Linked DNA regions of Mus musculus: region 1 is linked to region 2. A link is a loop called in an ENCODE intact Hi-C map of the cell type or tissue named here. Cell type or tissue: left cerebral cortex. All regions are shown on one strand.

The links. A loop is a pair of places that touch in the nucleus more often than their neighbours do. Peaks named below come from ENCODE experiments on the same cell type or tissue, not always from the same donor. Only the 100,000 strongest peaks of a DNase experiment are listed, where the experiment ranks them.
Region 1: a loop joins it to region 2, with 2.5 times the contacts of the local background. A loop is called at or near these places in 3 of 42 quality-filtered maps.

Annotation. Positions count from the first base shown.
Region 1 is chr2:73,724,777-73,732,776 of GRCm38, reverse strand. All of the region lies in intron 1 of Chn1 (chimerin 1), which reads left to right. Among named protein-coding and RNA genes, the nearest start is that of Chn1, 47 kb to the left of the region's middle. In left cerebral cortex, no CTCF peak of the experiment used is centred here; DNase peaks (open chromatin) are centred at 515, 3,481 and 4,702; H3K27ac peaks cover 1,080 bases.
Region 2 is chr2:73,657,124-73,665,123 of GRCm38, reverse strand. It overlaps Chn1 (chimerin 1), which reads left to right. Exons shown (of 13, transcript NM_001113246.2): 7 at 5,367-5,444. Among named protein-coding and RNA genes, the nearest start is that of Chn1os3, 65 kb to the right of the region's middle. In left cerebral cortex, a CTCF peak has its summit at 4,201; DNase peaks (open chromatin) are centred at 5,853, 6,203, 6,953, 7,813 and 2 more places; H3K4me3 peaks cover 3,786 bases; H3K27ac peaks cover 4,006 bases.

The DNA.
Region 1 (8,000 bases), 68 kb before region 2:
TGAAAAATTCATTTTTTTAACAGCTGATTAGTATTTCCACGTATGTACCACTCTTTCATTTTTAAAAATTATGTTTGTGAGTACTTCTACATATATGTATGTGTACCATAAGTATGCCTCCTGCCAGCAGAAGACAGAAAGGAGGATGTTGGATTCCCTGGGACTGAAGTTACAGATAGTTGTGAGCTGCCATGTGGATCCTGGGAGTTAAACCATAGTTCTTTGGGGAAACAGCCAATGCTTCCTCCACCCACCCCACCCCCTTCATGCCCAGACAGGGTTTCTCTGTGGAGCCCTGGTTGTCCTGGAACTTGCTCTGTAGACCAGGCTGGTCTTGAACTTCGAGATCCACCTGCCCCTTCCTCCTAAGTGCTGGGACCCCATCACCACCTGGCTAACTACTGAGTCAACTTTCCAGCCCTTTGTACCACACTCCACTATCCATTCAGTTGAAGGACAGTTAGGTTGTTTCCACTTCTAAGCTATTGGGAACATGGCTGAACACATGGAGTAGATGCCTACTCCTTTGGGCATATGCCAAGGAGTGGTATAGCTGAGTCATGTGGCAGAATTATTTTTTAGCTTCTTGAGAATTCTCCAGGCTGATTTCTTTCTTTTTTTTTTTTTAAGATTTATTATTTATTATATGTAAGTACACTGTAGCTGTCTTCAGACACTCCAGAAGAGGGAGTCAGATCTTGTTACGGATGGTTGTGAGCTACCATGTGGTTGCTGGGATTTGAACTCTGGACCTTCGGAAGAGCAGTCGGGTGCTCTTACCTGCTGAGCCATCTCACCAGCCCCTCCATGCTGATTTCTATGTGGCTGTTGCAGTTGCAATGCTTCCAACAGTGAATGAAGCTTCCCTTTTACCCTCATCTCCTCCAGCATTTGTTGCTCCTTGTTTTGTTGATCTTTGCCATTCTGACTGGGTAAGATGAATCTTAAAGTTATTTAATTTACATTTCCATAATGTCTAGAAACAGTGAACATTTTTGAGGCATTTCTTAGTTTTTGTTGTTGTTGTTTGTTTGTTTTACTTCTTTTGAGAACTCTCTGTTCAAGTCCCAGATAAGTGGACAGATCATCTGCTTAGTTTGTTTCCTTGGTTTTGAATTTCCTTGTATGTTCTGGGTTTCCATCTTCTGTTAGATGTATAGGTAGCAGAGATTCTCTCCTGTGTGTGGGTTTCCTCTCTACACAGTTGATTGCTTCTTTTGTTGTTTAGAAGTTTTGGGGGCTAGAGAGATGGCTCAGCGGTTAAAAGCACTGACTGCTCTTCCGAAAGTCCTGAGTTCAATTCCCAGCGACCACATGGTGGCTCACAACCATCTGTAATGGGATTTGATGCCCTCTTCTGGTGCATTTGAAGACAGCTATAGTGTACTCATATACATAAAAATCAATTAATGAATAAATCTTTAAATAAACAAAAAGTTTTTATTTGTTTTATTTTTTGTTTGTTTGTTTTGTTTTGTTTTTTTGAGACAGGGTTTCTCTGTGGAGCCTTGGATATTCTGGAACTCACTCTCTCTGTAGACCAGGCTGGCCTCCAACTCACAGAGATCCACCTGTCTCTGCCTCCTGAGTGCTGGGATCAAAGGTGTGTGCCACCATAACCTACTTTGTTTAGAAGATTTTTAGTGGGATTTATGAAATGCTACTTGTCAATTGTTGGCTTAATTGGTTTGACTACTTCTGAGATGAATTAACTGACCGGATTTGGCCATGACTTTGCAGGCTGAATTTTAATTATTTTAGTTGAAATGTCTTTTTTCCACAATTTGAATCAGTTTCTAGGAAAAATATACAGCTAAGATGTTCAGCATCTAGAATTTTAGCAAAGCTCAAATTTAAATGCTTTCTTGCTAGTTTTAAATTGTATATACTATTGAAACCCTTTTATTTACTGTGAACTGATTTCCAGGAAACTGCTTGTAAAGGTTTATTTTCCTGTGACTCTCTCAAGCACTGACAGTAACTCATTTGATATTTATTGTCCAAATGTTCTTGCTCAAAATGCTCACTTTATTACAACAGAGTTTTGTGGTCGTGTCATTATTTTTGCCAGATACTGTATAGAACAAAGGAGTGACAGTGGGCGGGGCTCACCATCACCCTGATACTATATAGAACAAAGTGACAGTGGGCGGGGCTCATCATCAGTGCCTTGTCATTTTAGATTAAAACAGTTCATGGAAGAAATGCCTTTTTTTGTTTGTTCATTTGTTTGCTTTTTTGGTTTTTTTTGTTTGTTTGTTTGTTTGTTTTTTTGTCAGTAAATGTTTTTCTTGGCTAGACTTACTTTAAAATTGGATTGGGTCTTCTGTATCCCAGGCCAGTCTTGAGTTATCTGTGTATCTGAGACAGGCCTTGGACTTTTGACCCTCTGGATATGCCTTCTGAGTGCTGCGTTATGGATTATATGGTGCTGGGGTGGAACCCAGGCCCTGTGCACACCAGATTCTACCATCAGAGCTACATCTCCAGCTGTAAATATTATTACAGAAGTCACAATTAATTATTTTAAAGTCAGAGGCAACCTGAATAAATATGTTTAAAGTGTTCATGAATCATTAGTGTAAACTTTATTTAAAATTGAATGTTGTCTTTTAAAGAATATCCATTCTATGGATTAAAAGTTGTTTGACTTGAACCTTTTAAAAGGACCAGTGTAAATACGGCATTCCATTCCAATCTGTTCCGGAGGGGACCACTTAGCCTTTCAAATGCAAAGTTTAGCAAGTTCAGCCTCTTAAACCAAAGAATAAAAGAGCATGTAATGTTATACAGAGCTAGATTTGATAAAAGAATTAGATAGTTGAAACAAATTTTCTTCCAAATTCAGCCATCTTATAACAACATCTATCAGTGTTGTTAAAAGATATATTAATTACAATATGCTAAATACAAACAGAGTCTAACTGGAAAAAATATAAAGATTCAGTCATATACTGTTTCAATCTCAAATAATCAGGACATTAGGGTATTTATAAATAGATTGAGTCCTGCCAACCACTAAATGAACACTTTTGAAAAATATCTCCTAAGATGCCCTAATTAAGTTACTAATACAAAATATCAAAAGAATTATCCAAGCTGTTTTACTGTGGATTTTTAGAATTTCTGCCTATAGACACAGGTAATATCTTGAAATATTTTACTATTTAAGGGGAAATGGGTATCCTAAAGTATTTGAATGTACAGAAAAAGACAACGTGGGAGATTCCATGAAGCAAAAACATGTAACACTAAGTCCTATAAAAATGTTTACCTCTAGGTTTTAAAAAATCCATCTGAATTTTTTTAGCTCACAGTTCTAGGAGCTAGTCAAAATCAAGGGAAATTTAAGAATCTTTGTTTTTTTTCTGTAACAAAAGCTTGACATATACAGTCATATAACAGGAAGTAGAAGATTGCAAAGAGAGGCAGCACTTTACTATGTGTGAGTGCATCACAGAGCTGAGTGCTCTTCCGAACCTCACAGTGGGAGCCTTTGCCAAGTCCCCTGTGGGCTTTGTTAAAGGCTGGTTTGCCTGATCAGTTTCCATGTTTTCCTGATTATACAAATAGTTAAATCTGTGCAGTTTTGTTTAAAATTTTAAAATAATTTATTTTATCCCCTCATGGTTAATGATGTCAAGTGTTTTATAGTGGCCATTTAGATGTCTTCTGAGAAATACCTATTTAGGATTATCACTTATTTTCAGAATTGAGTCATGTGGATTTATGCTGATGAGTTCTTGGAGCTCCTTACATATTCTAAATATGTCAGTTTGCCTTGTTTTGGGATACAGAATCCAACCATATGGTCTAGGCTAGCCCTGACATCATAATCCTCTTGCCTTAGCTGCCCATCGTAGACATGAGCCATCATGGTTAGCTTCTGCATGTTACTTCTTTGCCAGGCTATAGTTTATAAATGTTTCTTCTGTTCTGTAGACTGTCTCTGATTTCCCTCGTGCTTGTCACCTGCACCATGCCTGGGCTGTGTTTAAAGCTGTTCACGAGTCATATGTTGTCTGGTTCTCGTTCCCAGTTGTGCTCTAATGACGGGAGTCTCATGCACTTGTGCTCTTTGTCTGGGCAGATATTCTGATGCAATTAGAAAGATGCCAGAGCTTTTAAGACACCCATGGAGATCAGAATCTACTGCTTCTTGGTTCTTGATAACTCTATTTCAATTAGCTACTGCTCTGTGCTAAAGAAACACAGGGTTTCCAATCCTCTCTTTTCCCATTAGTTTATTTATATGTGTCTTATCAGGTGGAAGATCTCTTACCTCACTTTATCCTGTACTCTCAATACATTAAAGAAATGGTGATTTAGAATCATCATTTTCAGAGTGCAACCCAGAGGCCCAGAATCCTCAGAGTTAAAACTATTTTGCATGTAATTGTAAGACATCTATCCTTACTCATATAGTTGAATCTTCTAGCAGCTGCATGACGTGCTGCAGTGTAACCATTGGTATAGATAGGATGCCTAGATGTCTGATAACCAGGATCAACACTAAAATGATTTGCTAAGTGTGAAGCCAATTTGTTTTCTTCTTAGATTTTTTTCCTCTTTAAGTTAGACTTTGACAATTTCTTTCTTGTATGTAGTGCACTGATTCCATGTATTTTTCCACCATTCACTCTCCTTATCCCTCCTCCTCTCCCTGCAAGACTTCCTCCCACGTTTCCCAGCTTTTGTTTTTGTGTGGTGACTCACTGAATTCAGGGCCTTACGCATGAGTATGGGTATGACTGTGTCCACTGGACCATGGGGACTCACCAGTGGCCACATCACTGAAGACAAGGACTCTCCACTTCCATTCTCCAACAGCAGCAAATCATTCTCCAAGAATGATCAGTTCTTTTTGGAAAATAATGTTTTCATAAAAATATGTAATAATCTTGTTATCTATCATTATCATGTATAATGATGGGCACATCTTAGCATAGCACATGGTGGCAGGCAGAGGACAACTTCCCCTAACCTTTGAGACAGGGATTCTCTGTGTAGTGCTGACTGTCCTAGAATTTGCTCTGTAGACCAGGGTGGCTTTGAACTCAGAAATCCACCTGCCTCTGCCTCTGCCCCCAAGCGCTGGGATTAAAGGTATGTGCCACCACCTCTAACTAGAAGACAACATTTAGGATTGTGTTCTCTCCTTCCACTGTGAGCTCCAGGGGTCAAACTCACGGCGTTGTCAGGCTTGCTTGACTATTGCTTTACTTGCTGAGTCTGCATTTATTATTTTTAAATGAACTGAAAAATACTACCAGAATTTTTGTTTCAATTTTTTTATATGATTACCATTACTCATAGTTGGAGTCCCCTAACTCAAAAGGCTGATATCCAGAATCCAACCGTTTTTGAGTACTGACTAGATGCCAGACATGAAAATTTGCATACCTGATCTCTTGTGACAGGCTGTAGTCAAAGCAGATGCTGTAAACATATAAAATTACCTTTAGTTTGTGTGTAAGGTACATATGAAACATCGTGACATTTGTGTTTAGACTTGTCTCATCCCCAAGACATCTTACTCTGTGTGTGTCAGTGTTCCGTGTGTGACAGGATCTGAAATCTGAAGCACTGAATATCCCAAGCATTTTGGATAATGGATACTCAACTTAAATCAACAGATACTAATAACTTTTTAGAATCCAGATTCTGAAGCCAGTAAGATTGACAAGCACTAGTTTATAAGGCTTAAACTATTTTAGAAAACAGACTAACAAAAAGATGGAGTCTTACGTAGTAAAGCTATTTCCCAATTGTAGTTATTTAGCTTAATTTCTGACTGTTGGGCGTTTTTGTCAAGTTCAGTCATTCTTGGTCTGTCTGTGACCCCACTTCTTCCACCTCCAGACCTAGGGATGGAATCCAGAGCTTCATGGGTGCTGGGCAAGTGCCTGTTCAGAAGGGCTTCCTTTGCTTTTGGTTATGCAGGGTATCAGGCCTGGCGGTACTGAGCCTATACACTATCTTGCCCTTGTTTGTTTGTTTGCTATTATTTGCCAGAATTGAAGTCTAACTTTGCCCTGTTGGTTGATAGCTACTGTATGACTCTGATAGGATAGGTTGCTGTCAAACCATGACCAGGGTCACAGCAACGATGGTGGAATTACATAACAATGTAATGTGGAGGCAGGCTGAGGCCAGAGATACTGGTAGCATCCGCCTTAGGCTGTGTCAGGTCTGTCCCATCTAATAAGCATGGAAGTCTTTGCTGGAGCTCTCAATTACCATTTTCACTTAATATTTCTTTGTAACTTAAAATGTTTTATTATTAATTAAATTTATTTTTTAAGTTAAAATATAATCACATAAATTAATCCTTCTTAAAGATCAATTTTCTTCATGCGTGTATGCCTCTTATTCCTGGGACTTGATACAGGGCCTTTGTGTGACACATACTTTTTTTTTTAATACTTTTTATTAGGTATTTTCCTCATTTACATTTCCAATGCTATCCCAAAAGTCCCCCATACCCTCCCTCCCACTCCCCTACCCACCCATTCCCATTTTTTGGCCCTGGCGTTCCCCTGTACTGGGGCATATAAAGTTTGCAAGTCCAATGGGCCTCTCTTTCCAGTGATGGCCGACTAGGTCATCTTTTGATACATATGCAGCTAGAGTCAAGAGCTCCAGGGTACTGGTTAGTTCATTATGTTGTTCCATCTATAGGGTTGCAGGTCCCTTTAGCTCCTTGGGTACTTTCTCTAGCTCCTCCATTGGGGGCCCTGTGATCCATCCAATAGCTGACTATGAGCATCTACTTCTGTGTTTGCTAGGCCCTGGCATAGTCTCACAAGAGACAGCTATATCTGGGTCCTTTCAGCAAAATCTTGCTAGTATATGACATGGTGTCAGCGTTTGGAAGCTGATTATGGGATGGAACCTTGGATATGGCAGGCTCTAGATGGTTCATCCTTTTGACACAGCTCCAAACTTGTGACATACTTTTTAATTTTTAATTTCAGAAATCAATTTTTTTTGAGACAGGGTCTTTCTGTGTAATCTTGGCTGTCCTGGACCTTGCTCTGTAGACCATGCTGGCCTGGTACTCACGAGATCCTTCTGCAAGTGCAGGGATCAAAGGTGTGCACTACCACTGCCCAGCCAGAAATTGATTGAGGTGTTATCTTTTTCTTCCTATAAGAGTTTAGGGTCCCCCAAAAATGCTGTCCCTGACTTTAGCAATAATTCTGTAAATGAAGAGGTTGTATAACAGGTTACAGGGGTTCAATTCTTCCTGAGGCACTGGTAAACATTGTGAGCTCAGTCAGGATGGAAAGCGGTGGACTCCCCCTTAGCAAGAAGGCAGTGACTGATATAGTTTAGGACTTGTGCCTGGTTGGTATGAAAGGCGGTGGAAGTGGAAGCTTATTGTGACTAGCATAAATACATCCTCCATTTACATCCCACTAGGCCTTCTATCTCTATTGAGATTACATTTTGAATCAGCTTCAATCAAACCTCCAGACCTGCTTATTGGTACTCAAACAGGGGGCCAATGAAAGAAGTCCCGAGTGGTCTTTTCTTGCTTGCTTGTGATCCTTGTTGGTAAGGCAGGCTTAGGTGCTAACAGCAAAAGGAGGGGAGGGGGATGATTGCAGCAGTGCTGACAGCTGTAACAGCAGCTGTTGCAGCAGGAGCTTGACTGAAGAATTCCAGAGAGCAGAAACTGTAGGGAGCTAAGGCAGCTGAGAGGAGGGTCACTGAAGAAGATGGGGGTTGTGAAGAGATAAGGATGAGAAGCTATGGACAGTGTAAGCATAGTGCTCCCAGATGGCTGGCTTTCATGGTCCCTTAATTCGAACGACCCACCAGCATCCACTGAATTAACTTGCACAGGTGCCATCATGATTTGCTCCATGGAAAGGATACAAATTGGCTCAGCTCAGACAGAGAAAATACTTGAAGCAGGGGCAGAACAAATACTGACGTGGAGCTTCTGCTGTCTCCTGTCCTGAGTGAGGACATATTCTTCCTTCATTTTTGTA
Region 2 (8,000 bases):
CAAGGATGGGCAGAGTCAGTTCTGAAGATAGCCCAAAGACTCTTGCTCTAAGTAAAACCTAGCTACCACCGGTTCTTCCACCAAGAATAATCTTATATAGGCCTTGTGCACTACCAGTTTGGACTCCCACCGAAGCCACTCTTTCTGGTTTTTGTTATGGAATCAGAATATCAGAGTCCCCTTCCCAGACCCTGACTTTCACAACCTGTTAATAACCATAACAGGGACCTTGAGATCAAAGACGGGGATTCAGACGCAGACTTTCCCCTCTGCTGTCTGGCTGGGAGCAAGTCACTAGTTTCTTTGTCAGATGAAGTTACTGACATTGTTTTGTACTTTTCAGGTGGTTGTGACAGCCATGGGGACACTAAGCAGGGTTGCAAGTAGTCTTTACTCCTTACTGAATTCTGTCCCCTTCTCTTCCAGTTTCTCATCCTCCTTCCAACCTTGCTTCCTCACTGGCATCCCTGTCACTGTCATATGCCTTTAAAAAGATCTGATTAGAGCTAGAGTGGGGACTGGATGAGTGGCATACACAGTAGGAAGGGCCGTGTCCAGACGTGCTGTGTGCTGTGGACCAGTGTTTGCTAAGCTTTGTCACTTGTACCCAAGAAATTTCTAGAGAATCTTGGGTATGTAGATATACAAAATAAATATGTAGATGTTTTATTTATATGCTTATTTTTATTATTACCAACCATATTATATTGTAATACTTTATAATTTTAATTTTAATATGAGCATATATATTTACTATTATATGTCACAGATAATAAATCATAAAAATTTAAAATAATTCTTTGGGATATTTGTAATTTTACCATTTATTAGCAAGAAGGCAAGTTTGCATGCCAATGAGGATGTGCCCCTAACTTGATACAGTTCACAGACACACTAATTTGATACATGCTGATGAATAGCTATAAAAAGTCATTTGGTTAATTAAACCATTAAGTTTCTATAAGAACAGGAAACTTTGCCATACAGTAAAAATATTGATTTCCAGTATGCAGTTGTCTCAAATCTGAGACAAGGTGTTCCTTATAGTACTCTTTGGCATTGCAACATATGGAAGATTGCATGGTGCCAAGTTCACATGTACAGTGAGACTCAAACCTGTGGTAAAGTCATGCTGTGCAACGTAGTGGGGCTGTGCAGAAAAACCACAGATTTACAACATGGGGTGCACATGTCACATTTGTGCCTAAATGTTCCACACTTGTGCTCTGCACTTTGACCAGTTATGAGTTCCCACATTAACCACTCTCCACTGTACAAAGACACCTCTCTAATGAGTTCTGAAAGATGCCCTGATCTATAGCGAGAGAAATGAATTTAGAGAGCAGTTTGATACTGTGGCCATTTAGCAGAAAATAGTAATAGGCTCACTTCTGGGGCCTGTGAACTCTCCAGGCATAGGTTCTTGGTCAGATTTATAGTACCAGGTGCATTGTCTTCTATTGTGGAGTGGGCCTTAAGTCCAACCAGAAAGCAGTTGGTTACCACCCCTACCCCCACCCGCAACATTCATGCTACTGCTGAAACCATGGGCTGATCTTGCCAGGGAGGTTGTTATTACAGTTCACAGGGTGAATATGATGTCTTAAAATTAACAAACAAGCAAAGGACTCGTAGGTTTACAGATGAGCAAAGTCACACCTAATCCATGTATGTTTTTCAAGGCTTCCCGGATGAAGTTGTATTTGGGTTGAACCCTGACAACTATGTCTCTCACTCCACCAACTTCGAGTTAAACTTGAGGAAACATCTATTACTTTTCCTTTACTTCACCGTTATTATTGCTGCTCTTGTGGTCTGTTACTAACCTTTGAAATTGAAGGTAAATAAGCAGATGAACCAATGAGTAAAAAAGTGCCCCCCCCCCCAACTTCATAGTTCATCTTATTTTCTCACAGTGTGGACATGGTACACTAGGATCTCAGCTCTGCTCCCTCCCAGCTGTCTATACAGCATTGGGGATTTAGCCTCTGTGAGTGTCAGTTCTTGGAAGTACAAAATGAGGATACTATTCATATGGCTTACAAGGTTTATCTGTGGATTCATGAGACTGTGCATGTAATCAGCAGAGAGCATGGTACGTAAGCACTCACTGACAAAGTGTAGCCATCATTAACAGTCTATTCACTTAACAAGGCAGAAGTAGCCAGGTACATGCAAGCACAATGACAGACATTTGTCTAGAACATTAGAACATTTATAGAAGCTCAGAGTTTCTGAGTTTGCACCTTTGTTACTTAAAGTTGGTCTCCAAAACCAACTCAGAAGTGCAGTTCTCACACTGCAGACACACTACTGGTCACACACTTGACAGGTACTTGGTTTGTCATCCTACAGTGTTATTTTCTTTCTCCTTCAAGGTCTTGTTACTACCCAAGCTGTAATTTAACCCAGCATGTCTTGCTTAATAGAAAAACTAACAAAGACAGTAAAACTCTGCCGAGTTTATAATAAACTTTATTTCTAGACACAATGTTCACTTTACCTGGCCATGCATCTTTCTAAGAAAGTTTACTATGGGTAATTTTGTGCATAGTTGGATTTTAATTATTTTAACTGAAGCACAAGGGCTAATAGGAACTTGGCTAAGATGTTCAAGACAGAAAACAAACATACCAACAATTACGGGTTACTCCCATAATTCTTTTCTCTAAGTTAGAATTGTACATTGTTGAAAACAAATGCCACTATGTTTGCCTTTGGGAATTTTGTGTGTGTGTCCACTGAGGACTGGGTCAACATGACTTTCAGCTGAATGTGTCCAAGGACTTAACTGACACTGTGTTTCCAGTCATCACATGACTAACTAGGCTAGAGCTGAAGAATCACTTATGTTAGGCAAGAAAGCTTTGTCCAATGTGCCTCCTCTCAGTCGTATCATTTTATAATCTCTTATCAATCATCTGAAGCTAAACTTGTGAAACTGAAATGTGCATAGAGTAATGCTAATATCTCTCTTTTATTTGCTTAATTTAAAACCACAAAGATCTGGGAATATAGTATGATTCCCAGGGAGGGTGCTTGACTAGCATGGCTGAGGCCCTGCATTCAGTTTCCAGTACAGAAAAAAAAGAATAAAGAGGTAAAGTACTTTCTGTGCAAACATCAGGACCTGAGTTTAGATCCCAGCACCCACATAGAAGCTGGGTGTGGCATAGTGTGTCTAGGCCAGGGAGCAGAGACAAGCAGAGCCCTATTGCTCATTAAGGTCATTGGCCAATCAGACTGGCCAAACCAGTGAGCTTCATCTTCATTGAGCGACACTATTTGAGAACAAGAAAGTGCTACACCTTATCACCTGAGATAGTCATTGATCTCTGGCCTTTACAGATACACACAAGCACACATGCACGCACATACACAGCACTCATTATTTCCAATATCTTAATATAATTTAAGGATGACTCATATCTTAATTAAATTAGCGTTTTCATTGGAATAATTCCTATATTTTATAAAATCTGAAATGTGTGCATAGTGGTCAATTGACTGGATTTCTGCTTTGGTTTGGTTTTGGTCTAAAACTCAAATCCAGGTCCTTGTACATTCCAGACACATGGTTCTGCTGCTAACCTACAGCCTCCAGCTACCACCTCCCTCCCCCCACCACCCCCGTTCATTTAAATCCAGAATTTTAAATTCCTTAAATACAATGTAGCATTCGAATCTTAAGATAAATTATATAGCAAAGACAAGGAAACAGATGAGAGATGGTTAGAAAACCAAATGGAAAACACTGAAGCCAGGTGTAATGGCGCATGCCTTGAGAGCCCAGCATTCCAGAGGCAGAGGCAGGCAGATCTCAGGAAATTTAAGGTGAGCTTCATCTACATAGTGAGTTCCAGAACAGCCAGGGCTACATGTGAGATTCTGTGGGGGTTCAGATGGGGAGAAGCCCCTTAGGGAGCTATAGCATTGCTCTTGAATAGAATTGTGTTTGAGTTTCTCAGCCAGTAGCCCCTTCTATACAGCTGAAGGCAGGGTCTGGTAAGCACGGCCACACTGCGTCGGGGGCCCGTGCTTCCGCATTATTCTTAGCTCCCCTCCTCTAGCCTCAGTCTCTGAACAAAAAAAGTATTGGGACTAGGAAACTAGGCTCTAGCATATTGGTGTATTAAGTGTAGATCTACAGCCAAATGCACAGTGTAGACAAAGCCGCCCACTAGCGGATGTCACCCATGCCACACGCATGCTTTCTATTCTGGATGAAAATGCAACACTTAAAGTCCTGTTTTTCTTCATCAAAATATGTAGCTATTTTTTGTTCACCTTTAATAAAACTGGAGGTCAGTTAAGCGGCCTCACCCCCAATGCGCAAAAAAGAAGTCTGGGTTCACCCCAGTGGGGCAGCTCATTCCACACATGACATGCAGAGGCGTGGGCTGGCCCTCAGAGTCTACCTAGCAGACATTGATTTGTTTGGCTAGTTTTGCTCTTAATTACAACCCTTGGTATGTGCTGATTTCCTCTGCCTTTAGTGTGGGACTCACTCATTGCTCATTACCTTTCTACAGATATTTTTTTTTCTTTCCTTGAGCCAGCAAGAAAAATCTTGCATGAGAGGAGGGGGGAAAGAGCGAGTTGAGGAACACAGTACTTAAATACTGCTACTGGGTTTTCATTGGTTGTCTCGGCTCTTCCTGTGGCCAGTCTAGTCTTGCTTCCCCCTGCAAATCCCTCCCTCTTCTCCCCCTCCTGCAAGTGAGTTCGCCGGGTGTCTGTTGCTAGCGACTGACTGCAGGCTGTATGTAGGCATCTCTCATTCAGAATGGACATTGACGTGTTGAGCAGAGAAGAAAGCTTTCAGCAATGTGTCATTTGTCACAATTGTCAGGCTTTTTAAAAAAGGACTCCCAAGGAGAGATGCTGCATGCTTTGTATGGTAGCACAGACTGATTTCCTCTGCAGACTCTTAAGTTTTCAGAAGCTTAAATATAGAGCCCTGTTATAAAAGGAAGAGAGAATTTGTGTGTTAAATCGGCCTTGTGAAGAAGTGCTTCATCACTCTCCTGCACCTCCCTGTGCTCTGGTGCGTGGCGTGGCCACGGCTCTCTAGGTTAGGGCTCGGAGCTGGCTGCAGCATGCTCATGTGCTAGCTGAGTAGAGTTCACCGGCAGTCGCAGGCTGACACAGGGTTTTTTGGTTTTTGTCTTTCTATTCCGTTGAATATCAGAATGCCATCCAAAGAGTCTTGGTCGGGGAGGAAAGCTAACAGAGCCACAGTCCACAAAGCAAAACCCGAGGGCCGGCAGCAAGGCTTACTGATAGCAGCCTTGGGAATGAAACTGGGCTCTCAAAAGTCATCTGTGACAATCTGGCAACCTCTGAAACTCTTTGCTTATTCGCAGTTGACATCACTTGTTAGAAGAGCAACTCTGAAAGAAAATGAACAAATTCCAAAATATGAAAAGGTTCACAATTTCAAGGTAAGAGTATTTTTGTTTCTGGCCTTTTCTCATAAAGAATGCTCAGTGCTTGGAGTGTGCAGTGTTACAGGCTCATCTTTGGATGCCTTTGAAAAATTAAGGTGATTTGACTGAAATGTTCTTGCTATTCAAGGAAAGGACATGTTTAAATCCTGATTTTATTTAAGGTAGAGCTAAATAGAGCTCATAGAAATCCAGCCCCGTTTTCTCGGGTGCTGTGACAATGTTCTCTGTAATCACTGTACACACTGCTAAGTCTTGACGATGTTATAAAGGTCTCTAATCATTAGTTTGGCCTTGCATGTATCTGTTTTGCAATGTATCTACCTCTGTTGGTGATTTCAGAAAGGGATTAAGTCTTATCTGTCCGATTCTGTCCGAGGCTTTGCTGTAGCAGGCATGTTCAGTCGCATCTGGAGTGAGCAGATGGTGTGCATTTCCCGTAGTTTCTGTCTTCTCTCCTCCTTCCGTTAATACATTGACCACAGTAATAAGAGGATTGCTGCCCTGGGACCATAGACGCTGTGACTGGCAGCTTCCCTGCGTCTCTTTGTGGTGACTTTCACCTTGCATATATTGTTTTTAATTCCTGCTGTAACATGTTTTATGCAGTGTACCTGAATCTTCCTTTATGAAGATTATATATATCTATATATCTACACACACACACACATATATCTTGCCTGTACTTACTTCATGGTATAAGGCCTTGAAGTTGTGCTCTTTACATGCTAAATCAGGGGATATGCAACTTGAAGTCATGTGTAAGGAGACCCAGCTACACTCAGCAGGCAGATGAGCCAGCATTTTATAGTAACTTCCTGATAGTTAAAAGTTGTCTTAAGACTCAAGAATATTCAGTTTACACAGAGTATCATTAATGTTCGAATGGAAATATTTGATTGCAAAAAAAAAAGGTGTTAGGCCTGGAAGTGTGTGTGTGGGGGTTATCTGTTAATTTATTTAACATTTATTCAGCATATAGAGTGCACCAGGCTCTCTACTAAGGGACTTTATCCAGATTTATAATCCATCCTGACTTTTAACACCAGCATTTATTTTATTCATGCTAAAAAACAAAACAACAAACATGCCTCAGTATACTCTGCGTTTTCTATACTGAGGAATAGATTGTAGTCTTCATACTATTTGGGGGTTACTTTTCAACCAATATTTTTGTTTTAAAATGGAATTGAGACAGTTCAATAAATCAAAAATTGGCAGAAAATGGAAATATGTACATCCAGCCTTAGCCACATCGTCCACTTATAAACCAAAAATAAATAAGTAAACAAATCAATAAATACCTGTAGGCTGCTGAGTTTTGGTGATTTATAGCCTGATCTTACAGGACTTTTCCCAGGAAAGTGGCCCGTAAGTGCCTATTAAGTTAGAAGGGAAGAACCATCTGCAGAGTCTAGAGATCCTGGGACTTCCAAAGCATCTTCAAAGAGGTGCATCTGCTAGGCAAGACGGCCTATGACATGATCCCTTAGTGCTAAGTCAGGTTCTGCAAATGCTGCTGAGCAGGATTGGTTGGAAGCAGCCGGGTCTGTTGAAGGATTTGCATGAACAAGCATATACTTTCCCCTCTCCTGAAGACTGTATCTTTTAGGTTTTTTTCACATAGCTTTATAAGAAGTAAATCCTGCACATCCAGAAAGTATTAACTGTGACTGATTGTGACCCTGGCCACCACCAGAACTGGAGCCTGAACCTAGAACCTTGTGCCTGCCAGGCAGACACTATACCAGTGAGCTCTACCCTGGCCTCAGCATACTTGTTTTTGTTTATTTTGGGGTTTTTTTTCTCTTCTATTTTGTTTTAAGAACATAAAATGTGGAAGACTTCTTTCTCTGGAGCTAGCAGATGAAACCCAGCTGAGGCCTGTTCATTAACAGTCCATGTCAAGAAGGGTTTTCTGTGGGACAGTGAAGTATTCTCACAGTGTTTAGCATCACTAATAAGGTTCAGAAGTCTCAGAGTTTGACTCCTCCTATTAAAATAACAGGTTTTTTTTAAAATGTGCCTGTGGAGTAACATGTTCAAAAATGTTTTCAGAAAAAGAAAGAAAAGAAAAAAGAAAGGGTCCTGCTTGACTTGGGCGAATATCCCTGAAAGACCTGCAGCTCTAGCAGGAACTCAGTCCATGCAGATGCTGGCATAGAAGGGCACTGCCTCTGGTACACACGTGCAGTCAGCTACTGTGGGAAACAGAACAGTTTCCATGATAGCCCGTCATGTGGTCTGCCTGCAGTGCTCTCTCAGTGGAGTGTTTTCCCAGTGACCTCCGCCTCACCAAAGCCTCCTTTCCCTGTGCTTTGCCTCTTGAGCTGCTTCTTACGTAATGCTGCTCGGTGCAGAGTGCACAGCTGTCAGATCTTATTTCGGGGTGAATGCAAGAGCACCGGTTACCTTTGGTGCAAGCACTCACCAAGGAGGGAGCCATTCAGAGCAGCTGTACCCTGTGACTGGGGATTTGTAGGAGAAAGTGAAAAAATGGATTCTACTGTTATGTAACCTTCTCCTCTCCTCCCGACCCCTCCTCTCCCTCTC